Linked DNA regions of Mus musculus: region 2 is linked to region 1. Evidence: chromatin loops called from intact Hi-C (ENCODE). Cell type or tissue: heart. All regions are shown on one strand. Links, peaks and the distances in the headings refer to the core of each region. The heading gives the core; the rest is flanking DNA.

Region 1 (15,625 bases), core at 3,505-11,504:
TGTGTAAACCAAACTCCTGCACCACTCTGTCAATGGCGCTGCCAACTGCATGTATCTGGGAGGGCGCTGGCGGGGGCAGTGTGGTGAGCAATTCTTCCTCCTGCTTTTCCTTGTAAGATCAATGGTAAGATTAAAGTCACTCAGGTGTAGCTGTTCTTCTCACTGAGACAGGACCCTACAGAATTTTCAGGAATCTTTGTAGCCTTCTTTATCTTAGACATTGTGGTCTTCATTCTATCAAACATACACACACACACTCTATGTACTTAATATGGATACTAAGGAGCAGGCAGGAATACAGAGAAAACATGGACAGCAACCACAGATATTAGGTGCCTTCTTATCTGCAGAAGAACACCAAGGTCCCACCAATGGCTTCTTACATCCTAACTCTGGACTTGGGGAAATTCACAAGTGTACAAACACATCTGACTAGTGTACAAGCATTCTACAATGGATTTAAGGAAAACCACAAAAACCTACACCGCTAAGCACTCATGCAAACAGCAGAAATCTCCCAGTGAAGGCAGACACAACTGCAGTCCTAACACACTTGAGGTATAAGGTACATATATAACATTTTCAACCAAACCATAAATATGCCTGTGTTTTAACGGAAAGCATTCACTTGTTTCAATCACCAGAGACCCACTCACCTTAAGGTTCTTCTTGTGCCTCTTCTCCTTGATGTGCTTATGAGCAAACGGAATGGAGTCAATCAAAGCATCGCACAGTTTGCAGGTATACTTTGCTGTCGGGCAGTTTCGTGGTCGCTACAGTTTGAAAAGATTGACAGAAAGATAGATCTCTAAACATTCAGAGAAAATCAGCCAGAATCAGTTTCTCTGTTACTTCCAAGCTTGACAGTCATTTTTATTTAAATACAATGGCAGTAACTCTTGAGTTTAAGTCATGCTAATTATCCCTTGGCATATGGATTTACACATGGTAAAGCCTAACCCTGAGGCACATACTGCAGTTACTAACTTGGTGTAGAGTAATGTTTAGAGATGGTGTAGTAAGTATATCCATAAAGACGTTACCCTTTTCAGCCTGTCGATGCAGTCTCTCTTGAGCCGTTCCTCAGCCTGCTGGAGGCCCAACAGCTCCTTGGTTGAAAGGACAGACTCGTCGATGACAGGACCGTCCAGATCTCCATCCTGCTCACTGTCCTCCGTTCTAGTCCTCCGTGGCTTACGAGGTCTGGACCGCTGTTTCTTGTTTTCTTAAGTTAGGGGACAATACGGGTGATGTTGAAAACTATTGCTCTCAGTAAGAAGTATTATAACTTTCTTCCTATACATCCATTTACTTAGGCATAGTACTAGGTATTGAACCCAGGTCCTCATCCATGCTGGCGAGTGCTAGGCCCTGAGCTCTACCCCAAGCCCATGTGAACTTATTTCAATGATAGTAAGTGATACCTGAACACTGAACAAAGAGGGAGACAGCTCTCCATTCACCAATCCACAGAAACCACTGCAATTAAAAAGGATCCTATTTTCCACAGGATTTGATTTTTATCTCCTCCCATACTATACTGCTGAGCATTCATGCAACAGCAGAAAGCTCTCACTAAAGGCTGTACTTGTAACTGTACTTCTAAGCCACTTGATGTATATGGGGCATACATGATACTGCCAACCAAACTGTAAACACACCTGTGTTTTAATAGAAAATATTCATATCTAATTTTTTATTTTCTTTTAAAGAACCCGAGTCAGGAAAAATGGACAATATTGTATGTACCCAGAGAACTTGGAAACTGTGATCATTTTCTTATATGGTTCAAAAAAATCATTCAGCTACAAATTCAGGTTCCTTCAGTAAGAGGAAAATCTTCAAGCTAAAGTTTACTTACTGAGCACACACAGCTCCCCACTTTAGCTTTTGCCTCATATCAGTGACAGGCTGAGCACAGGAAACACAACTGGCAGTTAAAGCCAGAGTCTACCCTAAATAAATGTATCATGAACCCCATTAGTTCTACAATCTGCAGAACGACTGAATAAACTCAAGCTAACAACGTTTCAAACGATGAAGCATATAACAATTTTGAGACTAAACTTTAAAAACCGTGGTGAGCAGCCTTGACACTCCAGTTGGGTTCTAAAGACACTGGAAGCTAATTGTAATGCTGGGCTTAAATGATATTTATTTCCAAGCTAAAATTCTGATGAAGGAGATGAAGAGATGGCTCAGTGGAAGGAGCTCCTGCAGAGGACCTGAGTTCTGTTATGCAGGCACCCACACATGCACATGCCCACAAAAATCAAAGCAGTAAAACATTTTAACAATTCTTATTAAACACAAATGGGACTGTCTTCATTGGCTTTCCATAAATTAAGGATTTGAAGAAGTCTTGCATAAGGCAATCTCTCTCCAGCTTTCGGAGGGACTCGTGACTTAGCAACTGCAATGTATTGGCTAATTGCAGGAAAGAATTCTGGGTAGAAAAGGAAGTACAGGACTCCAAGTTCTACAGAGTGCTACTGTGGGGGCTAGAGAGATGGCTCAGCAGGTAAGAAGGCTCACAACCATCTGTAAACTTGAGTTCCAGGAGATTTGATGTTCTCTTCTGGCCACCATAGGCTTCTACACACAGATGGTGCACAGACGCATCCATGCAGGTACATATGTACGTACACGTAAAAACAATAAACAGATAGGTAATAAGTAAATAAATTCTTACAAAAATAAAGACTGCATTGCCAGACGGAGAACTTAGCTAAATGGCAGACTGTTCCCATCATGCACACTGGCACTAAGACCGATCCTCAGCTTGTTGAAACCCCCTTCAAACACTAGCAATCAACTGCTGTGACTAGTACAGCACTATTGCCACAGCACTGGGGCAATGAGGTAAGAGGATGGAGAGCACTGTGACTTTTGGGGAGGGAGTGCTGGACAAAGTGCTGAGTGACAGGAAGTGACAGGAAGCACTGCCACCCGATTCCATAGCAGAAGAAAGGCAATGCTTTTATGTGCCCCACCTCCTCCGATCCCTGTAGCACTTCCCACATCAATGCTGAGGTTGACCCCACTCTCGGAGAACAAAGTAACTTGTCTAAGGGTACAAGGCCAAGGCAAAATAAAGATGTAAAATGCAGTTTAAGATATGGCAGGTACCACAGCCTTGTTCTGTCCAGGATGCAAAGTGAGGAGAAATCCCTGAACAGCCCCCTGTGGCACACTTAAGGAAAGGCAGGGCTGTCAAGGCCTGCAGGGACAAGTTGGGAAAAAAGCTCACTGGAGCAGCTCTTGGACAGCAAAACAGCCCAAGAAGGTCCCCTAACTACTGACATGGGCTATCATGCCCTCAGCTGTGAGTGTTCCAAGTCCTCACATCTTATTTGCAAATAGAACATCACTCCAGTCACAGAGGACATTTGAATGGACATTTCCTGCCAGCCTATTAATGACATTGCCCCCAAGACTTTACACCTACAACCTTGGACATTTGAGGGTTGAGGGAGGGACAATAATGCCAAAATGAAAAAAAGAAAAACAAAACCGTCTTTTAAAAGCTTTAAAAATCAACTTTAATATAATTTTATCACATCTTCTCAGTTTGAGTGATACTTATTATCGCAGGCCAGGGTAATGCACCCTTTACTCCCAGAACAAGAGAGGCAGAAGCAGAGGAAACTCAGGGTGTGAGGTGACCTCATCGACATGCAGAATTTGAGGCCCACCAGAGCTACACAATGAGACCCTGTCCCAAGGGGAAAAAATTAAGATATTTTATTCCCTTTAATGATTTTTCTTAGAGCCATTTCCACGCACTGCAAATTTACACATCAAATTAAACTCCTCTCTATTGTATGCAATCTTATACAAAATCTTAAGGTTTCCTTTATAATGATTTTCAAGGGATACTATCAATTTCTTCATTTGGCAACCTGAAACTCTGCTCTATACAGAAATATTAAGTGTAAACACAGAGCCAATGTACTTCCTGCTGAGACACCTTTCCAGTCATTCCTAAAACTGAGGAAGAACATGTAGAAGAGGTTTTTGCTCTACAACTGGTTCCTTTAATACTTCTAGCTGTAAAACATTGATCTATAATTCATTATTATACTAGTAGTGGTGATTTTAGACAAGGTCTCATTAAGTAGCCCTGGTTAGCCTGGAAATCTCTAAGTAGACCAGGTTGGCCTCAAATCCACAAGTCTGTCTGTCGGTCTCTGCCTCTTGCACTCTGGGACTAACGGTGTACCTCTCAGCCTGGCTTACACCTTATCTTAAAAGTACCATTTAAAGTACCCCAGCCACTTAGTTAGGTCAGTACCCCCCTTCCCCCTTTCTTTTTTTTAATTTTTGTTTTGTTTTATTCACAAAATCCAGACTGGCTGAGAGCTCACTAGGGAGCTCTCCTGACCCTCCTGCTCCACCTCCTGAATGACTTGCTAGGTAGTCTAGGCTGCCCTCAAACCTTCCACCCTCCCGCCTTAACCTCCCTAGTTCTTTCTGGGTTGCAGGCATGTAACACACACATATCTTAATTTTTTATTTCCATAAGACAAATATAGGTAACAATGTCCACACCTACATGAATGCCATAATAGAAACACTTAAGGTCTGCATAAAACGTTAAGAAGTAATAGAGAAATCCAAAGCCCAGAAACCACCAATGAACACTGTTCCCTTGTCAGGATGCCAGGTCCTGCAGACTGAGGTAATGGCCAGGGTGACAGGATGCATCCCCAATTTCAGTTTCGATTTCTGTCCCACTCTCCCATCCAGCACTGCATAAATAAGTCTGGACAATTGCATCCTCTCCAAACTGCAGCTGCCCAACTCACAAAAATGTGGCTCCACATCACCCCAGAATCCCACACAACAGCCTTTCTAGTCTGCCGAGCTCAAAGATTTGTAAAGCTACGGTTCATTTTATTTTATTTATTTTCTTTTGAGACAGGGTCCTTTTAAACCTTAATTCAGAAGAAAAAGCATTAAGGATCACTGTGAAGCCAGTCTGGTCTACAGAGCAAATTCCACACCAGGGCACCACACAGTGAGACACTGTCTCCAAAAGGGGGCAATTTTTCCAAGTCTAATTTCATACTATAAACAGTTTTCATGCTTTCCATCCAACTCACGACTTTATTTCACTTCAGCAAATATACTGACTAGATAGAAATAACTTTTTCCTGTTTTTTTCAAATAATTGTTATTACAACATCTATGTGCACATTTTGGAAAAATACAATCACTTTGTATCAATATTAAAAAATGTATTAGAAATGAAGTTTTAGCACTGGGAGGTCCAAGCAAGTGAATCTAGTTAAGGCTAGCCCTGACTACATGAAGCAGCAGCAGATTTTGATTCTTCTGAAAGGGAACAGCACTGCTTTTCTCTGCATTACGATTCTCTAAATTTCTATTTCCCAAATTTTGTTGTCAAGCTTGTATTCCAACTACTCGGGGTCCTGTGCCAGTTAGTTTGGTTAAACGGAAACTTGGTTTCTTTTTTCCCCCACAACTTCCTCTTTCCCTGTCACTACTTCTCTCCATCCCTCCTGCCTCCCTCCCTCTTTGTAATATACACAGCCTATACTCTGTCTTAACAGTAAATATTTTCAGTTTTATACTGTCATGTGCATGTTGAACCTATTTTAAAATTAAAATCATGTACACAAAAATAATGCCGACTATGGAAATTAGAGTATGATCTCTGAGGTTAAGTGGCCACCCTCCTCCTCTCCCATAAGGTGTTTACTAAAGTAAAATGAGCCTGGCTTTTCTGCTTAGTTTTTAGGGGACAGTACTGCACCTGCCTTGGAGCTTGTGATGGTCCAATGCATGAAATATGTTGAGGCTGCGCAATTATACTGCAAACACTAACACACTCACATTAAAGGGCTCATGACTGAAAAGAACAACACTTATTTGGATGAAGAAAATAGCACAGACACACAGTCTAGAGACTTGAGGCATACCAGGACTTCCTGCTTCCATTTCTGACATGGCTTCTAGGCTGCTGAGGTCTTTCTGAAACAGCCTTCTCACAGCTCTGCAGCCTCTCCCCTCCTGCCACCTGTAGGCATCGTCACTTTCCTGAAAGGATTCCTTCCTTGAGCGGCTTATGACAGGAATCCTAGGTCCGGGCTTGAACTCTCTCCAGCTGTCTGCATTACCAGCGAGTTCATCAGATAGCCATTTTTTATTTTGATCTTTGTGGTTATCATTCATCCAAGCAGGCTGACTGTAAATTGGGTTTTTAAATGCATATGGATTGCTGGAAACCCCATACAGTCCTTTCCTGGGGGTGTTCCCATAGTTCCCGGGTGATATCTTCTTTTTTGGAAGGCCCTTTTCCATTTTACTGCTATGGCCTTTAGCATAATCATCCATTATTAAATAATCTTGTTGGGGATGGCCCCTTCTGAAATCATCATCATCAATAATTCCACGGTCTTTAGTGCGCTTCACAAAGTAAGGTTTTGCTGTATCTCCCATGGTCTTTGACTTCAACTTTCTTACTTTGTACCTGAAAGAAGGCATTGGGGGAGGGGGGAACAAAACAAAATTGTAAAATAATATCATACCAAATACTCAAAGTAACACACGGGTGCCCTGAAGCCTTTATCTTCCCCCATTTAAAAATTAAATTGTTACCACATTCCTAATAATTAATGCATTCCAGAAGTTACAGTGTTCATAAAAACTGGTCCTTATTTAATACAAAGACTAAATCTGAAGACACTTCTATAGTCTCAGAAACTAAAGAAGTAACTTCTATGTAACGAAAGCACCTCTCTTCAAAGTAAACATCCTAAGTCAACACTGTTACAAAACTCCCAAATCTATTTCTTTTTTTTAAAGTTGGCAATTACTTTTAGGTATCAAAGTAGCCGAAACTATGTGAGCAGATTTCAGTTTCGATCAGCCCCCACTCTAAGCTTCGCTTTTCAACCCGGCGCGACCGCTGGGCGAAGGGACAGCACTTCCCACTAAGGTACCGCTCTAAGGGTCCAGGCTTCCGACCAAGGGACAACGCCAGCTGACTTACCCGACTTCTCAGTCCCCAGCCCCAGACAAGTCCAGTTTCGTCACCAACCACAATCCTCCGCAGGATGACACTCCTTTTCCTTCCCCATTCGGCTGCCCCACCCCTGTGTGCCTCAGTTTCCACCAGCGGAGTCCCCAGGCGAAGGAGGAGGCGGTTCCGCGCTACTGGCCACGAAGCCGCCGTGGGGAATAGGAAGCAGGAAGCGCCCGGCCATTGACAGGGTTCCGGGGTTCCCCGGACCAGGGCCGGAGCCCCGACACAAAGTGAAGACGCGGACTCGAACCCGAGGGCTCCGGGCGCACAGCCGGGCCGAGGCGGCCGGAGAAGGACGGCGCCAACGTACCTCGGGGCCGGGCAGATACGCTTCTGGGGGCGGGGGGAACCCACGGGCCCAGCCCGGAGGCGAGTCCCGGAGGGACGCGACGAGACGGCGCCCCGGAGCACTCACCAGCGCCGCTGCGGTCCCCCGCCGCTTCCTGTCCGGGCCCGGCTCCTCACCGTGTTTTCCTTCAGCCCCACTTCCGGCGCTCAGCGCCGTCTCATTGTGCGCGATTGGAAGACTGCGGTGTCCCCGCCCCGCGCTCCGCGGCTGGCCGGAAGCGCGCACCGGAAGCGCGCGCCGCCCAGGTTCCTCCCAGCGCCGGGGGCGCGCCGCGGGTGCGGGCGCAGAGGTCCGGGGTTGCTCCCTAGCTACCTGCGAGATCCGTCGCCCAGTGCTTTCGGGTTCCCCCGACGCCCCTCTGTGGCTGCTCGGGAAGCTGGGTCTTTTTATAATTCCGAGTGGCTCCAAGTTTCAGTGAGGGCCTTGTGAACGACCTTGAAGGAAGTTCAGCGGCCTAAACCTCTGGATTAAGCTCGACCTGGGGGTAGAAAGAGATTCAACTTTTTTTTTTCTTTAAGAACTAGCAAACAGCCGGAGAGTGGTGGCACATGCCTTTAATCCCACTTGGAGGGAGGCAGATTTCTGAGTTCGAGGCCAGCCTGGTCTACAGAGTGAGTTCCAGGACAGCTACGTCTACACAGAGAAACCCTGTCTCAAAAAAACAAAAAACAAAAACTTAGCAAACAACACAGAGTTGCTTTTTTTTTTTCTAATTGAACATTCATTGTTATCTAAAGTGTCCTACATGCCTTGAAAGCCTCAAGCAACTAATGAATAGAAGTGCTGGAAAAAATAAGGCAGTTTTCATTTCTACCTCTACAAAGTATAAATTTAAATCCATTGGGTTCTTTAGCCAACAGTCTTAAAGTGAAGAATGCATACAGCCTTTGCTATTCCAAGAAACTGTCTTTAAAACTGTAAATAAATACTAACTCAATCCTACTAGTTCAGGAAGAAAGGAATACAATTGAAATTTAAAAAGCAAAAGAGACATAGCTAAATGGTTGATATTCTACAACCAACTTGTTTTGTCAGTTTCCTCTTGCTGTGTGGGTTTGGGGATTTCTGAGTTCAAGGCTAGCCTGGTCTACAGAGTGAGTTCCAAGACAGCCAGGGCTACACAGAGAAACCCTGTCTCGGAAAAAAAAAAAAGTATTTACATTCCAAATGCTGCATCCTGGTTCCCCCCTCCCCCTTCCTTTCCCCAGGACCCCTCCTTTCACCTCTGAGAGGGTGTCCCCCCCCCACTTCATTGCCCAACCCTGGTATCATAAGGCACATCCTCTCCCACTGAGGCCAGACAAGCCTTCCCAGAAAGCCATCTTTCTCTAGGGTCCCACAGCTAGTAGCTGTTCTGAATATAACTTGAGAGTTCCTGTCACTGACAGTAAAAGTTCCATGTATCAGACTCTGACCACCAAGCAATGTAGACGTATTAAGAGAATGAGGGGGCTGAGGGAATGGGTGAGAAGATTTGCTACTTTTACAGAGGAGCAAATTTCACTTCCCATCACCCAAGGTGGTTGCTCACAGCTGTCTATAACTGGTCTCCTAGGGGATCTGACACGAGTGGACTCCACCAGCACCTGCATGCCCACACACAGACACACACACACACAAGGACACACACACACCCTTCAGAAAGGACGAAGGTACATTAGAAAGTACTCTAGGGGAAAAACCAATGGCAAAGCTTGGCCCTTAAGGAGACCTGATTGAAATCCAAACCTTCACCAGCGGGAAGCATGTGTTCTTAGCAGCTCTGTGTGACTTGAAACATACTCTTAAAACATTTGTGATAGCCTCTTATGTAGATGTCTTTTGTTCTGAAAATTCATCGGAGCCAAACTAATAATCTGTTTGCCAGGCAGACAGTGGCATTTCATCGAGTCCAAAGGGAGCTGACGATGCATCATTATATTTATGATGGGCCAAAGCCGCGTCACCACACCCAGGTGAGTAATCTCTGAAGTCCTGGCTTAGGTAAGTCCTTGGTTCCTAGAACCCTAGAGGAAGTACACAGCACACACTGTTCTAAGGATTTAGAATATTTTATATGCATTCTCTTCAATATATATCCGTAGTCTTTTCCTATTTTAAATAGTTGCTCTTAAGGTTCATGTTGAGTGCTGGAGATATGGCTCAGTTGTTTTTGAGAATTTATTACTCTTGCCCCAACATACTAGTTCACTACTGATCATAATTTCAGTTCCAGGGGTTCCATGGCCCTCTTCTGACCTCTATGGGGCAACAGATACACATGTGTATAGACAATATGTTAGCAAAACACTCATACACATTAAAAATAAATCCCAAATAGAGAGAGATATGCATCTTCAGGGGCTGTAGAAGTGACTCAGTGGTTAAGAGCAGTGGCTGCTCTTGCAGAAGACTCAAGTTCAGTTCTAGTCATCCATTTTAGGTTGCTTAGAACCACCTGTCACTCCAGCTCCAGGAGGATACAAATGCTTCTGGCTACTTAGGGCAACTGTACTCACACACACACATGCACACACATAATAAAAATAAGAAATGTTTGAAATATTATTCATTTGAGGATGCAGCTCATTTGGAAGAATGCTTTGGATTCCCTCTCCAGGACTGAAAAAAAATCATACTGAGGACCTAGTACTAATAAAAAAACTACTGACTGCAAAATAAACCTGTCAGAATATATTGGAGATTTATATTGGTCATGAAAATTCTATTGCAGTTGAAACGTTTGCTTTGGATTTGCTTGGAAGTCCTTAAGAGGAAGACAGCTTCTTAAAATGTCTGTGGCATTGCTTCAGTAACCTGGAGCACAAACATGGGGACAGGAGGCAATAGATGTTGCAGACTCGAGACACTGCTCTTCATGTTACAATGTATCTTCTGTAGGGGATAGAAGTTGTTACCAGGTTACATTTGTAACAAACTCTATCCTTTGTTCTGTAGGTCGGAGAAATCAGAAGTCTGTAAAGTAAAATTGTCCTCATAGTTTTATCAGCTAAGTGTTTTTCTCTTTCTCTCAATGCTTTTCTTTGTCCACTTTGTTAGTAAGTTATTTTGACTCTTTCTTTAAATACTCCTGAGAAAAGAAAGAAAGATAAACATGTCCAAAGTCCAGTGACTTCTTACCACTTCTCTAGGCTGCAACTTGGTGCCAGCTGCCAATCAGCCTGGCTTGGCTGGCTTGCCACAGTCAGTAGCTTCCAGAGAGTTAAGCTTGTCTTAAGTTCTTGTTGCTTCTAAGGGTGAACACAGGTTCTTAAAGTGTGCACACAACTTTGTTTACCTTCAGACACACATTTACTATTTTTCCTGAAGGTAAAACTTGACATGTATTGGATCTTTGGTTCCTGCCTTCTTTTGCTTTTCTTTACAAGCTGATAAGATGAAAGCAGGTAAAAAGGTCAAAAGAGTTTTATTCCAAGTTGGTCACAGAGAGATTAAGATGTGTTAAGCCAGGTTTCATGGTGCATTCCTATATAGTCAGAAAGCTGAGGCAGGAGAATTCTGTGAGCTTGAGGACATCCTGGGTACACACACACACTCACACACATACACACGGGGGGGGGGGGGGAGGAGGAAGGGGGAGGGGGAGAGAAGTGTAATTCCAGTGCTTGAGGCAGGAGGATTACCACAAGTTCAGGACTGTTTGGTCTATATAGCAAGTATCAGGATATGCAGGACTTTATATCAAGATCCTATCTCAAAAGAAAAGAAAGTTTTAAAAAGGGATTTGACTGTTAATGTGGATTATAATCTTGCTTGAGAGGTTCAAAGAAGAGTGCAGGCTTATAGAAGAAAGGAAACAGCTAAACTCAAAAGTCTTATGGATTTTGACCTTAAGTGGCTCTCTGGTGTTCAGAACTATTTTGTTGTTGTTGTTGTTGTTGTTGTGAGTTGCATTACAGTTACTGACTTTCAGCTGACAAGTAAGATGTTTCTTTCTCATGTTCTACAATTTCCCATCTTTCTCTGCTGTTTCAATCTTCCTTTGGATATGTATGTCATATCCTCTTTGTCTTTTTTATTTCTGCTCAAAGGTCATGTTCCATCGCAGCCCCCTCTGAACCCCATTTACTCTTTCTTCCCCATCCTCTCCTCTCCTTTGTTGTGCTGGGAGGTGCAGAAGTCAGGCAGGCCAGCATTCTTATCACCTAGCTACACTCTAAGCCCATTTATTGTTTGTTTGTCTTGAGACAGGGTCACACTCTAGCTCAGGCTGGCCTGGGACTCACTGTGGTAGCCCAGGAGGGCCTCAAACTCCCAGCAGTTTTCCTGCCTCCAGCCTCCTGAGTACTGAGGCTGGGGCTTGGGATCAAGCCAGAAGTGAGCTATCTGTGAGAGAGCAAGGTCTGACCCAGCAGCTGCTTCTTCCCTTGTCTCTCTCCATCCTTACCGTGTTTCTCTCTTGTAGCACTCCGGAAGTGTACCAGATTCTTCAGTTACTCATCACAATTACTTGCTGTCACAGTCCTCCAATACAAGTTTATTTTTGAACTTTTAAAAATTGAAAATACATGCTTCGCTTATCCAACCTCAGTAACAGCCCACCCCACCTCCACCCCCTGCTTCCAGTCCTCCTAGCTCCTTGCCACCTCCCCTCTAACCCAGATCCATTTCCCCTGTTCCCTCTTCAGAAAAGAGAAGCAGGTCTCCAAGAGATGACAGCCAGACAGGACAAAACAAGATACAATAATACAAGACATAAGCCATCATATCAAGGCTAGATAAACAACCAAATAGAAGGAAAAGTCCCAAGAGCTGGCAAAAGAGTCAAAGACACACTCACTCCCACTGTGAGGAGACTCACAAGAACACCAAGCTAACAGCCATAGCATATATTCATGTAGAAGACCTGGTGTATACCCATGTATACCCCGTGCTTGCTGATTCATCCTCTGTGAGCCTGTGTGAGCCCTGCTTGGTTGACTCAGTGGGTCATGTTCTCCTGGTGTCCTGCATCCCCTTTGACTCCTACCATCTTTTCCCCTGCTTCCACATGGTTCCCCGATCTCTGAGGGGAGAGACCCAATGGAGACCTCCAATCTACACACTTTCTTTGTATAATGTGGGGCTGTGAGTCTCTTTACCCACTCCCATCTGCTGCCAGTGGAGGCCTCTTGACAACTGGACAGAGCACCGACCTATGAGTATAGCAGAATATCATTAGGAATCATTTCATTGACTCTTTCCAGTTGTGATTGGTTCTTCTACCTTAAGTCTCTGAGCTATCCAGTCTCTTCCTCCTGCCATCCAGGCAGTATAGGACATGGGTTCCCTCTCAGGGACTGGGCCTCAAATTAAACCAAACATTGGTTGGCCACTTCCATAATTTCTGTGACATCATACAGTTAGAACAGATTGAAGGTGGAGGGTTTTGCGGCTGGGTTGGTGTCCAGGTTTCTCTTTCCGGAGCTCTCAGAGACTAGAACATAGTGACAGAAGACTCCAAGTCCTCCCCAACTGGACCTTTCTATGTTCAGTGAGCTGTGTGGATGTTGTCCTCAGCAGTGGGGACTCACTGTCAGTTTTAGAGGATGGCTATCTGTCCTAGAATCAGTCTCGGTTGTTTTGGGTCTTCACAGGACCTCTTCAGCCAACAACTCAACCAAATGTAGCCTAGAACCATCAATGGAAGGCCTTGCCTGGCTGCTAAAGATGTTCAGAGTCCATATCCTCCCTTACGAGGAGTCTTCACTAGGGCCATCTTTATAGATTCCAGGAGGTCTCCACTCCACTTTCCAAATGCCACCCCATTCCAGCTATTTCTCCCTACACCCCCTACCCCCATCACTCCTGCCCACCTGATCCTTCCAATCCTATTCCCACCTTCCCGCACAGGCCACCCTTAGATTCTATTCTATTTCCCTCTCCTAGGTATATCCATGCTTCCTCCCAAACCCATTCCTTACCTAATCTCTCAGAGTCTGTGGATTGTTCCATGATTATCATTTACTTAACAGCTAATATTCACATATAAGTGAACATATACCATATTTGTCTTTCTGGGTCTGGTTTTCCTCACTCAGGATGATTTTTTTTCCTAGTTGCATCCATTTGCCTGCAAATTTCATGATGTCATTTGTTATGAATAGGCCTGGTGCTGTTTGTAGGTCAATGCTAACTCCACTCTCCTGGGAGGGGTTGTGGACAAGGAGTGAGTCATACTCAGGTGACTTCTTGTGAACCAATTCCCTAATGAATAAAGGAGCCAATCACTGGGTGAGTAGGTGGGACTTCCAGGTTGGATGGAGGAAGAGAGGAAGCAGGAGAGAGTGGGGTCCTTTGAGATGGGGATAGCGTGAAGACCAGATGTAGCAACGAGTGTCACCTGGCTTCAATGGTGGATCCGTCAGGCTTCCTCACTGGAGAGTTTAGATTTAATAAGGCTTCAAGGTAGGATTTTAGTTGTTGTGCCCAGCAATTGAGTTACCATTATTTCTGAACTAAGTTTGGGTTGCATTTCCCTTTACCTGGTGGCTCGTCCGGGTTCAAGAGAGAAAGGTGTGGTGGCAAAGCATGGGTTTGCCTGAGGTGCACCACAAAGGTCATGGGCGTTTTGGAGCATGGGGCTGGTGTGGTATTGACCCACCAGTGGGAACCTAGAGAGCTGGGTGGGGACATTTCAGGAGCTCCAGGCCAGAGAGTCTTCACGAGATAACGACAGGTTGGCCATTGCCCGCCAGTGCATGGTCAGCCAGCCCCACAGGGCAGAGAGTTGCTGGCACAAGAGCAGGAACGTGCCGCTTTTTTTTTTTTTTAATATTTCCCGAAACAGTCATTTTTTTTAATCCATAAAGTAATTCTCCACTGTGTAAATGTACCACAATTTCTTTATATATTCTTCAGTTGAGGGACATCTAGATTGTTTCCAGATTCTGGGTATTATAAATAAAGCCACAATGAACATATTTCAGCAAGTGTTGTGGTAGAATGCAGCATCCATTGGGCATATGCCCTTTTCTGAGGAACCACCATATTGATTTCCATAGTGACTGTAAAAATGTGCATACACACCAGCAATGTAGGAGTGTTCCCTTGATCCACTAGCATGAGCTACCATTGTGTTACTGATCTTGGCCATTCTGACAGATGTAAGATGAGATCTTAAAGTCATTTTGATTTGTATTTCCGTGATGGCTAAGGATGTTGAACATTTCTTTAAGTGTTTCTCAGGCATTTGAGATTCCTCTATTGAGAAGTTTCTGTTTAGATCTGTACCCCATTTTTAAAGTTGGATTATTTGGTTTTTTAATTTCTAGTTTCTTGAGTTCATTATATATTTTGGATATTGAATATCTACCAGATGTGGAGTTGGTAGAGATCTCTGTAGGCTCCTGCTCTGTCTGATTGACCGTGCCCTTTGCTACAGAAGCTTGCTAGTTCCATGAGGTACCATTTATTGATTGTTTATCTTAGCATGTGCACTAATAATGTTCTGTTCAAAAAGTTGTCTCCTGTGCCAATGTATTCAAGGGTCTTTCCCACTTTCTCTCCTATCAGGTTCAGTGTGTCTGGTTTTATGCTGAGATCTTTGATCCACTTGAACTTTCTTCAGGTTGATAAATATGGATCTATTTGCATTCTTCCACATGTAGAAAACCAATTTGACCAGCTCAACTTGTTGAAGATGCTTTCTTGTTTCTCACTGTATATTTTTGGCTTCTTCATAAAAGATCAGGTGGCCATAGATGTGTGAATTTATGTCAGAAACAAAAAGGAGATATAATAACAGACACTGAGGAAATTCAGAAAAGCACAAAGACATACTTTAAAAACCTATACTGCACCAAATTGGAAAAATCTAAAAGAAATGAATAATTTCCTCAGTAGGTACCACTTATCAAAATCAAAACCAGACAAACAATTTAAATAGACCTATAACTCCCAAGGAAACAGAAGAAGACATTAAAAAATCTCACAACCAAGAAAAAAAAATCCCAGTGATAGATGGTTTTAGCTCAGAATTCCACCAAACTTTCAAAGAAGGCTAATACCAACACTCCTTAAATTATTCCACAAAATAGAAACCAATGGAACATTGTCAAATTTTATGAGGCCACAGTTACCCTGAAACTGAAACCACACAAAGACTCAACAAAGAAAAAGAATTACAGACCAATTCCATTCATGAACATTGATGCAAAAATACTCAATAAAATACTCATAAACCAAGTTTAAAAACATATCAAAACATCCACCATGATCAAGTGGTCTTCATCCCAAAATGCAGG
Region 2 (15,625 bases), core at 3,146-11,145, 53 kb before region 1:
ACTACAGCAGTCGGTAATAAGCCATGTCTTTCCAGAGGACCTGTGGATTTAGTCCAGCAAAGGAAGCCACAGCAAAAGCACACTCCTCCTGTGCTATCTACCCAGACAGAACCCCACGCCCCTGAGGTTATATTTTGTGCATTTACTGCACCGTCTGTAACAAGTACACCACCAGATAAAGATGCCCATCAACAGCCAACCAATGGAAAAGCCAACCTTTTCCATTGGCGCAGTCCCCTTCAGTTCATCTGAATGCGTGGCTAGAGGGTTGCTTCTGGGCTCAGACTTCCAGTGTGGGTCAACACATACCTGGGTATCCGGGTGGATGGCCACTGTACTCGGTGACAGGCCTACATCTGGCTGTGTTTCTTAGAATGCAGTTCACCCTAGCCTAGTAGTGTTTAGCATGAGAAAAAAGTCTGGATGTACAGATTAGTACCATCAGTCTCATTTTCTTGTAGAGGATGCTGGGACCTAGTCTGATCTGAAACATTCCTGAACCACTCTCATGAGCATGTTTTCTAATGTCTAGCTTCCTACTGGGATAATGGGTAATCCTTTCCCTAGGACTCTTGTCAAGATAGGCCAGACAGGGAAACATTCTGGAATCCAGGAGAGAAGCAGGCACAGTACAGCCTGGCAGCGACTATAGGGAAGGTGAGAGGAATGGCGAGGAGGAAATGGTGTCCTTGCACCTTTGTGTCCATTAGCTACTCCAGCTGGCGGGATTTCTGTGCTCAAGCTTAATGAGCATCAGGCCAGTGCTGAGGGGACAGATCACTGGCACAGCCCTAGCTCAGCTTCTCTCTCTCAGCTGAAGCTTGGACAGATGATGGTGTACAAATACAATGCCAGAACCAAATCAAGAGTCAGGGAGTCAACACTGAAACCATGAAGCATGACGTCGTGTGTGCCACAGGCTGGGAAGGCAGCTCAGGCGGTAAGGTGTGTGTGTGTGTGTGTGTGTGTGTGTGTGTGTGTGTGGCTTTGTAGTCCTGAGGACCTGGGTTCAAGCTCCATAAAACAAACCAATAATCTGGCCTACTTGGGAAGTTCCATGCCGACAAGAAGTCCAGCCCTCAAAAGGAAAGGCGGGAGCGCCTGAAGAATGACTGACACTGGAGATGTCCTCCAGCCTCCACACGTATGCATCCATGAGCACTTGTACAGCAACCCCTTTACACATACACCCCCCACACAAAGAGAAAGCAATGCCATACGTGTAAAGTAAGTGGCTGCTGTTTAGTGCACTATTTTAAGCTATTACGTATGATACGTGTGTATTTTGTTTCGTGTAGCACTGCAAAAAAATAAATAAAATAAAATAAAATAAAAGTCAATGCCGGCTGGTCTGTCAAGGCGGAGTACAGTGCAGCTGACCAGAGAGGCAGCTAGGCACTGCATGAAGGGCAGAAGAAAGGAAGGGTAACCTCTAGTGCTACACAGAGAAACCCTGTCTCACCATCCCATTCCCCACCCCCACCCGGTGACAGGCCCAGGGAATGGCACTATAGAAAGTGTGGCCCAGATTAAAGATGTGTACCACCAAGCCTGGATCTGGGACTTGATTTGTCCCAGACTGACCTTGAACTCAGAGATCTCCTTGCCTGGGCCTAACCTTTATGTAATAGTACAAGGGGATCATGTTCTAGTTCTTGTAAGCAGCAGAACTCGGCAGCTTCAGCCATGTGGCTCTGGCTCTAGAGTTAAGAATGGAAGGAACTACTGGGACAGTTGATGCTGGTTAGTTGGAGCTAAGGAATTAGCAGTGATTAAGAAGAGACCAGCATCACTGAGGTGAAATCTTCTAGAAATTGTTTTCTGGGAGCACAAAGAAGCTGTGTTCCAGAGATACCCAAGGTTGTACCTCGTGCTGCGGCTGGACGTGGTAATGTGTAAGAGTCACTCAGGTGGTACTGCTTGTGAAGGAATGAAGGGATCATGGAGAGAAGCTGAGGCTTAGCACTGTGAGAGGCCAGGGAAGCCCATTGGAGAAGGTGAAGCCTCAGCTGTAGTTGATGGCCCAGGACTGAAGGGGTCATGCAAAGGATTTGAGGCTTGGCACCCTGAAGAGAGCCTATGAGAGGTTATTGGTGAAGCCTAGTTGGAGTGGAACACCCCAGTGTATTGGAGATGTCAGTACCCTGGGATGATCACCAAGAACAGCAGCCGTAGTGGAGTGAATCAACCTGAACATAGAGTGCTACCGAGGACAGAGATGGAGAAGTGATGCCAGCCCTTAGGAGGGTCCAAAAGATGAAGTGGAATCCCAGACACTGAAACAAGAAGCTGTAACATTGAAATTGCCTTGGAGACTCAAGGATGTTAAAGATGCCAGAGCCATGGGATACATGCTGAGGAAAGCTGCTAACAGGGAGTGGAACCAGCCCAGGAGAAAGCAGTTTGTTGCAGGCAACAAAGATGAAAAGGGAGTGGAGATCTGAAGACCACTTTGACATCAGCCATGGAGATGCAGAGTTTGGAGTTTGCACAGCTGGTTTCCTGCCTTGCTTTGGGGATTACAGTTAATTAAGTTGAATGAATCTCAGAAGAGACCTTGAACTTTGGACTTTTAACATTGTTGTGACTGCTATAGACTATGAGGACTTTGAAAGTTGGACTAAATGCATTTTGCATTATGCTATGTTTAAGTATGGCCCCCATAGACTCATGTTTTTGAACAAGTCTATGGGGGCCAGGGAGTGGAATGTGATGGTTTGTATATCCTTGGACCAGGGATGGCACCATCTGAAGGTGTGGCCTTGTTGGAATAGGACTTCCAACAAGGGCTGGGGCTTAAATGACTTCCCTAACTAAGACACCTACTTTGGTGTTTTTTTTCTTTTCTCAAGTCTCAGAAAACATTTAGACAGTGTCTGCCTGTAATTCTGGCTATTGGGAAGCTGAGGCAGGAGGATCATGAATTTGAGGTCAGCCTGATTGATATACACAGCTAGTTTGTCTCAAAACAATTTCAACACAGGGCACAAAAGTAAGCTATGCAGGCCATCTCCACTGACATGAACACTAACATTCACATCGTGTACACAGGAAAAGGCACACAAGGAAAAGTATCATTAAAAGGACCTGAATGTCTGCAAGCTGCTGTCAAGTGACCAAAACCGTCTTCCCTTTGCGTTCCTCCCTGAGGAGCTGTTACTAAGGAGCTCTCAACTAAAAAGGGGGAGAGGGGGAGGGGCGGAGGGACGGACAGACAGCCTAAAGTGGCCAAGGGACTGCTGTATTCCTGCCTTGTTTTGGAGACAGACTGTGCATCCCAAGCTGGTCCTAGTACTTGACCCTTCAGCTTCTGGGAGCTGCCATTGTTCAGCTAAGGGACTGCTCCGATTAGTCAAAAGAACTGCATGGGTCGGACAGGGCTCCTGATGGGACTGCCCTTTCTGTTCACGGTACCAATCTGTTTCTAGTACCAAGCTGAACTTGGTACTAGAAAGACGGTAAGCACCCGCTTGCTTCAGACCCTGGCAGTGGGGAGGTCTTCCCTGAACACCACTGCAAGTCTGGCAGCTTTCTACTATGTCTGCATTCCCAGACCAGCTCAACCTGAACCTTCCCAAGAAATCTACCAACAAATAAGGGCTCAGAATTCAGATTACTGAAATCCTGTAAAATCTAATAATGCCTTTTAATCTGCTCCTGTGTAAACTACCATAGGAACACAGCTGCTTAAAGTGAGAACATATTGAAGAGGTTTTAAAAACATTTTTCAAAGGGCTGGTGAGGTACTTTGTCAGGTAAAGGAACTTGGGACCCACATGATGGAAGGAGGGAAGTGACACCCAGAGTTGTCCTCTGATCACACAATCACTAAGGCACGCATGACCACACATACAAAAATAAATAAATTTTAAATATTAAACATGCAAACCAAACAATTATTCCAAAGCTGCTTTTTTTTTTTTGGTCAGAATGCTGGGAAATGCACTTCAGGAATGTTTCAGAACTGCTCACATGGCCTGGGGCTGGGCCCGTAGGGTGGCTGATGGCCACTGGAGCCCCAGCCCTGCCTGCTCCCACTCCAGCACTGGGATCACAAGTATGCACCACCCCCACCCCACCCCCCAACTTTAGCTTTTTTGTTGTTGTTATCTGGGAACTGGAGAGGAAACTCAGGCCCTGAGCTTCACAGCTCATTCTCTGCCAGTTTAGCCCCTGCCCCCACACAGGCTCCTCCCCCTGGCCCGTGTTTGTTATGGCTATTAATCTTACAACTCTGTGGTTAAGGCACAATTAAATATTTGCAAGGGCTCCTAAATTAATGACCAAAGAGTTAACAACTGTGACACAAAACAAATCTCTCTTTACAATGAACACACAACACCCCACTCTGTTCTCACGCCAGGCCCTAAAGCGGCTGTTCTACCACTGGACTAGAAACCTGGTTGTAACCTGCAGGTTTTCCTGGTTATGTTTCTAAACCAAAGGCACGTGCTAGTTGCTGTTCCAAAGATCTTCTGGCCCTACTCCAGTGAAGTAACATGTCCTTATACACACCCTGGGCCCCTCTCTACCAGGCTGCGCTGGGAAGCTAAGCGTCCAGAGTCTTCTACAGTACAGTGTACACACTACAGTGCATACAGAGTGAACTAGGTTCTCAGCGCGTACCAACATGCATGCTAGCTAGGCCCCACCGCTCGCTCCCAAGTGGAGCTTGGTGAGGATGAGCCTCTCGTCATGAAAGCTGACCACCTCTGTCTTGTACAATGATGGAAATAAAGCTGCCCATCAACTAGGTAGCAGCTTTCACATTCTCCAGTCACATCTGACTCTGGTCCCTGCAAATTCAACTCTATTAACTCCTAGATATATGGGGGTGGGAAGGAGCACGTTGTTTTTGGATGTGGTGAGCTGGAGCCATTCTGGGTTTGCAGATCTTACCAGTCTACACCACAGTGTAATGGCTATTCCTGGTTGCCAACATGACTCTATCTGGAATGAACCACAATCCAAAGCTGGAGGCCTCACCTGCAATCCAGAGCTTGAGGTTGTTAGATAAAAGTTTCTGACCTGGATCTTGGCATGGAGATCTTGAGGCACAGTGGCCATGAAAAGCTTAGGCCCAGGCAAGGCAGTACATACCTTCAATCCCAGGAGACTAAGGCAAGATCATCTCTGAGTTCAAGGTGGTACACACTTTTAACCTGGGCCACACCTTCTGTTAGAGACCTACAGGAGGACACTGGGAGGAGGAAGATTTGCTTTTTGCCTGCTTGCACTTACTTGCCAGCACATCTGTTGGAACCTACATCTACAGAAGAGCAGCTGAAACAACTAGCCTCATGGGACTGAGCAACTACTAGATCCTTGGACTTCCCACTCACAGCTGACCATTGTTGAGGAGTTGGACTACAGACTGTTTAAGTCATTGTAACAAATCCCTTTACTATATAGACTATCCATAAGTTCTAGAAACCCTGACTAAAAATACACACAGCCCAATGTGCCAGCCCATCCATTCTGTCCACGACTGGCATCAGCTAACAGATAGCTAGTGTTTATGTTTTATGTCACACCTTTCCTGGCCATGGCTGACTTCTAGTAGATGTTGCAGAATGTCAGACTCCCTGCTGTCAGGCTGATGTACCGGCCAAGCAATACCTAACTCATATTACTCTTGTTTGCTAGTTATCTCTCTCTCACACTTTAGGCCGTTGGTCACCTCGTTGCTTTTGCATTTGCTATGTGCTGGGGTTCAAAATGTTTACCAGACACTTGAAAAACAAGTACGAACCACGACGCCTGCCAACAGCTGTGCCTATGAAAATCAGGGAAAGGTGATTCTAGGACCAAGCCTAACACCACAGACTCTACAGCTGAGCTAGGCAGCGCGGCAGAGGGTGTGAATTGAGATCTACTATACATAACGAAACAGAAGATTACAAAGCACGACACAGGCCAGGACTGTGCAAATGAGATGTTACTCCTGGAAGGAATGGCCTACGGAGGGTGCGAGCCAGGCAACTCAATTATTTCTTCTCATGAAAAACAGCGGATCATGATAATGTATGCTTATGAGGTAGAAACGGGGGCAGAGGGGGGGTGTGAGAAGGGGCGGGTCGAAATTTCCCAAGTAACATGCAATAGGCCAAATGGTGATTAAAAAAAAAAACAAAACAAAACTAAGCAAGCAAACAACGACAATAACAACCACCACCTATCCTGTGCTCGACTTTTCTGGAATTTATTACTTGTAGGAGGATTCTACTCTATTCTCAGTAAGATGAGCATAGTTTGCACAATCCTAGAATCCATGACATACCTGCGGTGACGAAAACTAGCTGGTCCCGGAGGGAAAAGCAACACAGAATGCAGTGTGATTACTGGGGCAAACTGAAGGGCCAAACAATGACCTATCCTATAAACAGATTATCTCACTTGTTCACGACTCCCTTCTATTTTGCTTCAACTAACTATTGGCAAGAGCCCCTCTTAGGACTCTGGGTGGAGCGGATTCCGCGGTGGCGTCTGGACCGAATGAATCCCGGTCTCACGCTGTCCCGATCCTCTGGGGCTGACGCCTCCTGGGAGGTTATGCGGAGCCGCGGCGTTCCCTGTGTGACCTTTCTCCGGGAACGCCGTGACCTCGGCGGCAAACTGCCGTCCTCCGCCCCGGCCGCCCGGTGGCAGCGCACACAGCCCGTCCGCCCCATCGAGCTCCGCGCGCGGCCCGCCGGGAGACCCTAGTCCGCGTCCAGGCTCGCTCTGCACCCCGGGCCGCCGCCGCCACCACCTCCCTGCGGACGCCGAGGTGACTCACCAGTGTGAGGGCCGCCCGCGTGGGCTGCAGTTTTCTCTTGCTCACAGCCCGCACGGTGGCGCGGACCAACGACGCCGACATGTCCACGTCGCGGCACCCGCAGCCTCCGGCTGGAGCGTGGGGACTCAACTTCTCTCCATGGACACGGCGGGCACTTTGACGCCACAAGCTCCTGCGCAGGCGCCACAGGCCCCGCCTCCCGTCGCCCGTCCCGCTCCACCATTGGACAGTCCGGGTGAGTGACGGGCCGGGCCGATTGGCCGTCATCACTGACGAGGCAAGGGAGGTGACCTGTGACCTTGCGGGCTTCGCGGTCACTGCGCTAGCGGAAGTGGGATGGCTCCTTCCGTATGGCGTACACTAACGACAGACCCCCCGGAAGTGGGGACACGGCTCTGTGACTCTGGAGCTGCTTCGATAGTAAAGCAAGCGGGTAGACACCATACGACAGGTTTCCAGTTATTGAAATGTCACTCTTGTGTAGCAGTTTGTGTCAAGAAAACTGAGCACGTACGTAGCTACCAGCCTCGCATGGAAGCACGGGCATGGTGGCTCTATCCGAGCCTCTGAGAGCGAGCGCCCTGGGCGCTACGTTAGCATCGGTTCTTGAGTCCCGATCCCGGGCCCCGTGCACATTTGGCTAGCCTTTCCTGCTAGCCGGTCCCATTTGATTAGCTGTGCGCCTGTCACCACGCCTCGGCTTCCTTCGCGGCCCGTGATGACGTAAGAACGGGAGCTCCTTTATCTCGGAGCAGCAGCTGGCCCCGTGCGGGAACTGGGTGGGCGTGGGGAGTACTGAGGGGTTTGCTACCCCTGATCGCCCCCTTATGGTTCCAGGAAGGCCGAGGGAGGGAAATGGATTCGGCCTCAGGTCTAGACGGAAAGAACAAGTGTTTTCTTTTCCAGTGCGATCTCACTGGTCTGACTAGAAGGGGCAGTTTCCCCGTCCGAAATGGGGACTTTGCCATGCTGGAACACTGACAGAGTAAGACAGACATTGTACATTCTGCCTAGACCTGCCCAGGAGCTAAGAAAATGTTCTGACCCTTTCTTCATAGCTTTACAAAGAGTGGGCACACCATGTTTTCAACTCTATTTTTAGTGTCTGAAAACTGTGAACCCCACTCGGTCATTGATCTCTCTCTTGCAAGGATTTTGTTCCACTTGGGAAGATATCCTCTCCTTAAGATAGAAGCCACCTTTGAAGCAAAAGAAAAACAGACTGATTTTTTTTTTTTTTTTTGGTTTTTCGAGACAGGGTTTCTCTGTACACTGAAAACACATCTTTTACATCTTTTACCAGGAAGCTTGCCAAAGCAGTTCACAGTGAGCAAGAGACTGTTAGAAGGTGAAGATCGGGTGTTCAGAACTCCTGCTGTAAAAACTGGATTCTGAGTTTCCGCTGTTTTAGAACAGAACAGGGCATCGGCCCTGGCCCTGCGATCGCTTGCAGAGGAAGCTTTGACTTGGCCATGGCTGCGAGCCTGCTATCTTATCCGCTGAGAAGCGTGCCTCACTTGTCTAATGGTATCAGTATAAGCCATCAAAAACACCAGGCTGCTGGGCAGAATTTTTTTTAAGAATCAAAATGTAGGAAACCTTTTTAAGGCTAGAAGAAAACATGACAATTCTGTTTAATTTTAGGGGTAAGTACACTCCTCTCCCTCAACAACCGACAAAACATCCAAGTAGAAAATAACTACCAGGTATAAAGATTGGCCTGGCTGCGTATTTCTTCTCCGTTCTAGGGGCAGAGGGATAAACAACACTAAGCGCTTTTTCAGTAGGCGTGGCACTGTTCCAGCCAGAAAGCAGCGCTGTCACTTCACAGCCAGAGGCAGGAGGAAAGGAAGCAGGCCAGCAGCTGAGCAGGAGGAAAGGAAGCAGGCCAGCAGCTGAGCCGTCACGTAGCAGGGAGGCCCCGGTTGCACAACCCATGAGTTTGATGGTCACCATTTTTATTTTTTTACCATGATTTCCAATTTCTTAATGATTTCCATTTTGACATGACTCTTTCATAACTAGACTATGACCAGTCTAGTTCACACATATATGCCTCTCGTGAGTCTCCCTCGTTGTGCCAGTGTCCTTAGCAAGCTCTCTCTCTGCCCCCCAGTCTCCTGCTTGCACACCCCAGACCCGGTGCACAGCTATCAAAGGGGAACAGCATGGGCACCCTATTAAGGAGATGTGTACTGTCAGCGCTTTGGTTGACTTTTCTAATGACTCATAAGAAAATAATGTGGATAAAATTACACGTTCAAAGTTCGATTTTATTTCAAAATGATAAATAAACCGGCATAGTTCTGACTCTGTACTATTTCAGAAAGGCTTGTGAAGTTCATTAACAGTTTAGAGAGGGCTCCAGTCAGACCAGAAGGTTGCCAATCAAACTTGTGATTGGCAGAGACAGCAGCCTCTTTGATCTTCAGAGGTTTGTAAAAGCTCTCCACCCTAATTTCTGTGTATCATAAAAAGTAAAAAGCACTTTTATTCTGTCCTTTTCTCCTTTAATTTTTCTTTTTTAAACCAGCAAAAAAGGACTACTTATTTTTATGACTTCATTTTTATGAGCACAACAGTTCTGTCAATTACTTAGAGAAGGAAGCCCTCAAAGATGTGCCAGTGGTGCTGTGGTCGTCCACCGAGGCCCACACTGACAGGTGCTTGCATTCCATGCTATCATTTCTACAATGAGCCATGAAGAATGCTTGTAGACCCTATGTACAGCAGTATAGTCCACATGTCCTTGATGTGCGTCCATACCACGATCCAGGAACAACAGAGAGAATCCCCTCTTGGAAATCAAAAAGGGGATGTGTAGGGAAAGAGGGCTAACTCCTCTGGTGAGCAGCACACTATTTTTAGAGTGCTTTGAAAGAACTAAAATCCATGACGCTGTAGTCATTGAATTCTGGCCCTCATATTTTTCTTTTAAGTTGACTTTCTATTAAAATCTTCAAATCTCTGGAGATTGGTGGTATAGTTAGACTATATTAAAATTTTTCTTTTCCTTATTAACAATTTCATTAAAATTTAAAAAATTACGATGCCCCTCAACTGTTACGTTGAAGCCTGATCTGTGTCACTGTGTCCTGTGCCATGAACCTAATTTCCCAAGTGGCCACGGACACCTGAGTGGCATTTCCAGTGCTGCAGTTCCTTCCCTCATGATTCCTGCTGGGTCCTCTTCACTGAGGCTCTCCCCTGAGTCATATATTTACTGGAAAGGCTACCTAGGAGGGAAAACAAAATCCAACATAAACGAAAAGAATGGTGTTTGAGCAAAGTCACACAATACTTATTGTCAGTTACTGACAGACACGTGTCCCACCACAAAGGGCACTCGTCCTGAGTCGAGCAGTTAGGCTAGGTATAAACAAGTGCACAGCCATCAGAGGCACTGGGCAGTGCTTAGACACTGCTTCCTCAGTGCTGGTAAGGTACAGCCCCGAGGCTGTTCAATGCAGCCACAGGCAGGCACTGAGGCTGGAAGAAACATTTTGAAAGTTCTTTACATAGGATATTCTTTTTGTTTGTAGCTCACAGACTGCAAAGAGATCGCTGGCCAGAAATTAGTACCTCATACCATTACCCTTTAGAAGTCTAGTAATACCTTATGGATGTACAAGGAGAAAATAAAATTCTCTGTACTTAATTAGTAGTGAAGCCATCCACAGCTTACAACATGTACTGTGTTCTGGAGTCTGAGCACATACAAGAGGGAATGAGAGCCCATGTGGCTACTACTGTACAATGAAGGCTCTACTCAAACCAATGGAAGGAATGCAAAGGGTTTAGTAACTGGTACCATGCCAGCTACAGGTTTTAAAAGCAGAATCTCATTGTGAGGCCTTGGATGACTTAAAATTCATTATGTAGCCCAGGCTAGCCTAGAATTGCTTTTTGCCTGCTTCTGAGTGTGGGGATTAAATACTACACCATGACCACCACACCTGGCTTGCACCCATAACTTCTGAGGGGGAGAAGGAAGCTAGCTCCCTTCTTAAACTGTCACTCTTGTCATTTCCAAATGAAGTGTAGAATTAAATGTAAGTAAAAGAAGTCAAAGCGCAGCAGTTGTCCACATTTTCAGAAGCATGGACACAACTTTCCCAAAGCAGCAGCTTTAGCAATGCCCACCACACAAGCTTTCCCTTTATTTCTTTTCAACCAAATGGCCTGACATTTTAAAATTTAGAGACAGTCTAAAAGATTGGTAGCTATCTGCCCCATTTATGTATATTTATATAACTTTATCACTGACTAGAACTTTAAGGCCTATTAAAACAACAACAATAACAACAAAAATCACACCACTACCAAACCATTTTCCCGCCATATGACTGTGTGTATGAAATAGTTTCATGTTTGTGAATGCGAATATGTGTTTGGACACTGTGTGTGTGTGTGTGTGTGTGTGTGTGTACGCATGCACATATGATGGAGTCAGGGCTTGGTACTGGATGGTCCCCCCATAGTCTCCTCCTTATACATGGAGGTGGGTTAGGTAACTATGCAAGTCTGCTCTGGAGCTCCCTCCCTCCACCCCCTATGCGATGGATTCCTAGCAGGCTGCCATGTTACCTAACACTTACATGGATGCTCCGATCCAAACTCTGGTCCTCTTTATACCCACTGAACATCTCCCCAGCCCCACCAATGGCCTTTATGATAATTTAAACAAGTACTACTTGCTGAGACATCAGAGGAATGCACCTGTTAGCCGAGATGGCAAAATCAAAGGTAAGAGCACAGCTGTCCATCAACATGTGCTCATTAAGGAAACTAGAGTGGGTCAGAGACTTAGTCTACAAAGGGGCTCAAGGGAAACTATTTCTACCTACAACACAGACATGGGTCACATGTTAATATGTGACAGCTGTCACTAACTTACTTTCTGAGCTATTTTATTGGCAAGAACAAATCTTAGCAATCTATAATTTTTTCTTGTAGAAAGCAGAATACAGTTTGTAATAAAATTTCCCCATAATAAATTTAAGTTAGTAAGTTTTTAGTTGTAGGATTTTTTTTTTTTTACTGAGATGAATAACTAATAACTTCTTTATAACTAAGTATATGTTAGTTGGCCATGGCATTTCTAGGTCTATAACATCTACATTTTTTTCCCCACTTTTTTAAAACTTGAAAAATTATAGTAAAACTCAACTTTAAAGATGTGTAACCTCTTAAGCCCAGCAGTGCTGCTCTCTGCGGACTTGGGGACAGTGTGGGGACCAGGAACCTTCTCTGCACTCACGCAGCTGCTCAAGTGTTTGCACGCAGCTCCTCAGCAGTCAGCTCAGAGCCGAGAGAGCGGAGGTGTGTGCAGGGCAAGGGGCGCCCCCAACACATGGAGTGGAAACCAGAAACATGCAATAAACTGCTCACACTCTGTGTTCCTTCATGTGCCTAACATCAGGAACATCAGTACTTTTCCTGTGTGAAATGTTTTGGGAATATCTGCTTAAGGTCAAAGTTGCTTAAAACAGCATTCTTTTAGTCTGATTATACATGTACATCTTAGATCTTCAAACTCCCAGATCTACAGGGAAAATGAAGCCACTGACTGGTGCTGTCTGTGGCTCACACCCTTCCAGAAAGCTAGGGTCATTTGAAAGTCAGTGTGGTTATGTGATATAGCCCACCTCTCTTCCCCAACCTCGATCAGCTTAACTGTGGGGCACCATTCCCCTTTCACTCTGTCTACTGGGCTTGGAGGGTATCCAACAGCACTCTGATTGTGAAATGGTGTGCTCCATGGAGAACAGCTATGACTCTTCCTGAGCGGGACTGGAGCTCCTGTCCCTTGTCCCTCTTCCTGCTTGTTTGTCACGTACAATGCTCTCCTTCTGGTCTAAGTGCAGTTAAGACCTGGAGAGCTCTGTTTCCTTCAAGTCACATGCTCTTATTCTGCACACCAGCACAAATCCCAAGTACTTTAAATTTTATGTAAACAGATACGACACCATGGTTGGGAATGTCACGTAGACAGCAGTGTCTGCCCACCATATATGAAGCATTACATGGGGATTCCAGGGCCACATGACACCCTAGCTTAAAAAAAAAAAAAGTTCTCATTATTTCAGTGTTTCCTTTCCTCACTAAAGAAAACTAAAACAATCGCAAATACTTAAGATCATGCCTCTTGGTGCTGAAAAAACTTAAGGAGTTAAACACATTAACAATTCCACTATTTTTCCCCCCATGAACTGCATTCATAGTAGAAATAATAGCCCAAAGCTTCCTCAACTCTCCCAGAGTGGTCAGTGTCCTAGCTTCACAGAAGAGGGAGAAAGGCCAGGAGAGACAGCTTATCCTGAGGGGCAGCTGAAGACTTCTTGCTCTACCAAAGTCAGCATTAACAAGTCAGTACTTTCCCTAATATTAGGATGGCATTCCCTAAATCCACAATGGATGTCTGAATGCAGCTAATCTGTGTTCTACATGTTATGACACACCCACTCTGTGACACTGCTGTAGTAAAAGTTCTATAAGCGCTGTCATTAGAAATTTCACTTTTCTGTGTTGGGGATGGCTCAGCAGTTAAGACCAGGGTTTGGTACTTAGGACCCACACAGTGGCCTACAAGCATGTGTAACTCCAATTCTAGGGCATTCAACAACCTCTTCTGACCTCCACAGGCACCATGTACACATGAAGTACATATAGGCACACACAGGCAAAACATTCATGTACATAAAAAGACCTCCGAGTTAATTTTTAATAAATGACACAAGAACTTAAAAGGGACGATTGCTCATGCTCTCTGGGCTTACCTGCCCATTGTTAGCCTCCTTTAAAAGAGGTAAAGAGAGACCAGGGCTGGCTGATTAAGCAAAGCTGTCCCAGGAAGGACTCCGTTTACATTTTCTCACAGTTTTGTTCTTTCCTATGATATTGCTGAAAAAGCCACTTTTACCTCAGTTTTTTCCCTCTTTTTTGAGAGTCAGAAGACGACTTGAAATACTAGCAAAAGACCTTCTTACCCTGGTATCACACCATGTTCTCTTGAGTAACCCTCCATAGGCCTGAGATATGGCAGAAGGGGGCTCTGCCCTTCACACCACAGCCCAGGCTAAGCAGGCTCCTTTTCTTGGTATTCTGAACCTAGCTCCCAAAGCCTAGGTTCTCTGCAAAGGCTTCACTGAGCTCAGATGCTAAGCCCGGTGCTGAACTCAGTTTCCACACAGAGCTCCAAGCAGCACCTAACCAAGCACTTCCTTCACTTGTACTCTGAGCTCAACTCTGGCGCTTTCTGTTCCTCCTTTGACCATCTTTGTTTTTTTTGATTTCCATGGTCCACATGCATCCCTTTCTTCCATGTGGTTTTACTTGCTAGAAGATCTTCCTGAGTATAGTGGGTTGAAATGCAATGGCCACAATAACAATATTACACTCTTCTGCAGCCTGGACCAGTTAAATGCCAGCAGGCTCATTGTAGTGGCTATTCCTGGTTGTCAACTTGACTATCTCTGGAATGAACTACAATCCAGAATTGGAGGGCTCACCTGTGATCCAGATCTTGAGGCTGGAAGACACAAATTTCTGACCTGGATCTCCGCATGGAGATCTTGAGGCACAGTGGCCATGAAAAGGTTAGGCCCAGGAAAGGCAGTAGATGCCTTTAATCCCAGGAGTCTAAGGCAAGGAGATCTTTGAGTTTAAGGTTAGCATGGGACAAAAAACAGGTCCCAGATCCAGGTGTGGTGGCACACATCTTTAATCTGTACCACACCTTCTGCTGGAGACCTACATAAGGACATTGGAAGTAGGAAGATTCACTCTTCTTTGCCTGCTTGCACTTACTTGCCAGCACATCTGTTGGAACCTACATCTACAGAAGAGCAGCTGAAACAACTAGCCTCGTGGGACTGAGCAACTACTAGATCCTTGGACTTCCCACTCACAGCTGACCATTGTTGGGGTAGTTGGACTCCAGACTGAAAGTCATCACAATAAATTCCCTCAATAAACAGAGACATTCCATACATTCTGTGACTCTAGAGAACCCTAATACACTCATATACTCAACTGGACACTGGCCTTCTCTAGACCAGAACTCCAGCTACCTTCAGTTCACCACTGACTCCTATTTCTCCTCAGAAATTTCCTTTATTTTTCTGGTTCTTAGACAAAGCCTGTCGTGTCATCTGATCCTGTGTATCCATGTCACAACCCGATGCATTCATTTTGCTGGTGTTGTCTTCAGAACACAGATGTGTATGGTTGTCCTCCCTGGCATTCTCCACCCACATGTGACCATCGTCTCTACGCAACTACCTTGGTAAATACTTGAGTGGCGTCAGTGTTCCTGTCCTAGCCATTTACTACTTCAAAGAGCACCATCCCTCCATCACATCTGTAGCTTCAAGAAGCTAGACTCATCTACTCCAAGTTCACCTCTCACTGCTCCTCCATGCCGACAGTTAAAGGTCTACCAGCCTTCAGCCTGACCCTCATCTCCTGTGATTCAGCTGCCTCAGGATGCGATTTTATTAGAGAGGATACTGCATACTCAGCATCATCTGTGCTTTTCCTGCTTAAAGCATCTGTCACCATATGGCTACCCTTTATTGTTGCCTGCTTCTCTCTATTGTCTACTCCTGACAAGAATGTAGAGGAGGAGCTTTGCTGCTCACCGAGAAGTGTTCAGTGCTGGGGCTGGTGCCCTGCAGTTAGAGACAGTCTCAGCAGATATTTACTGAAGAGATAAATGAAACAGTTGTCTGGGTGCAGAGTGGAGGGTTCAGGTTATAACTTTCTTTCCTTACTCTGGAGCATGGCAGCTAACATTCACAAGGAGAAACCGTGAGGGCACAGCAAAGACAAATCCACAGCAGTTAC

The links. Peaks named below come from ENCODE experiments on the same cell type or tissue, not always from the same donor. Only the 100,000 strongest peaks of a DNase experiment are listed, where the experiment ranks them.
Region 2: a loop joins it to region 1, with 4 times the contacts of the local background. A loop is called at or near these places in 14 of 42 quality-filtered maps.

Annotation. Positions count from the first base shown.
Region 1 is chr13:59,815,615-59,831,239 of GRCm38, forward strand. It overlaps Tut7 (terminal uridylyl transferase 7), which reads right to left and starts at 7,496. Exons shown (of 27, transcript NM_001373962.1): 1 at 7,019-7,496; 2 at 5,946-6,496; 3 at 1,044-1,225; 4 at 657-773; 5 at 1-109. The coding sequence starts at 6,465. In heart, for the core only: CTCF peaks have their summits at 7,510 and 7,754; DNase peaks (open chromatin) are centred at 4,707, 7,157 and 7,567; H3K4me3 peaks cover 4,288 bases; H3K27ac peaks cover 1,707 bases.
Region 2 is chr13:59,762,846-59,778,470 of GRCm38, forward strand. Isca1 (iron-sulfur cluster assembly 1) reads right to left here and starts at 6,944. Exons shown (of 4, transcript NM_026921.4): 1 at 6,779-6,944. The coding sequence starts at 6,859. It overlaps Tut7 (terminal uridylyl transferase 7), which reads right to left. Exons shown (of 27, transcript NM_001373962.1): 27 at 9,031-10,014. The coding sequence ends at 9,947. Etohd2 (ethanol decreased 2) reads left to right here and starts at 7,121. Exons shown (of 2, transcript NR_015349.3): 1 at 7,121-7,501; 2 at 8,082-10,835. In heart, for the core only: CTCF peaks have their summits at 6,666 (motif pointing right) and 7,604; DNase peaks (open chromatin) are centred at 7,016, 7,496 and 8,576; H3K4me3 peaks cover 5,289 bases; H3K27ac peaks cover 5,977 bases.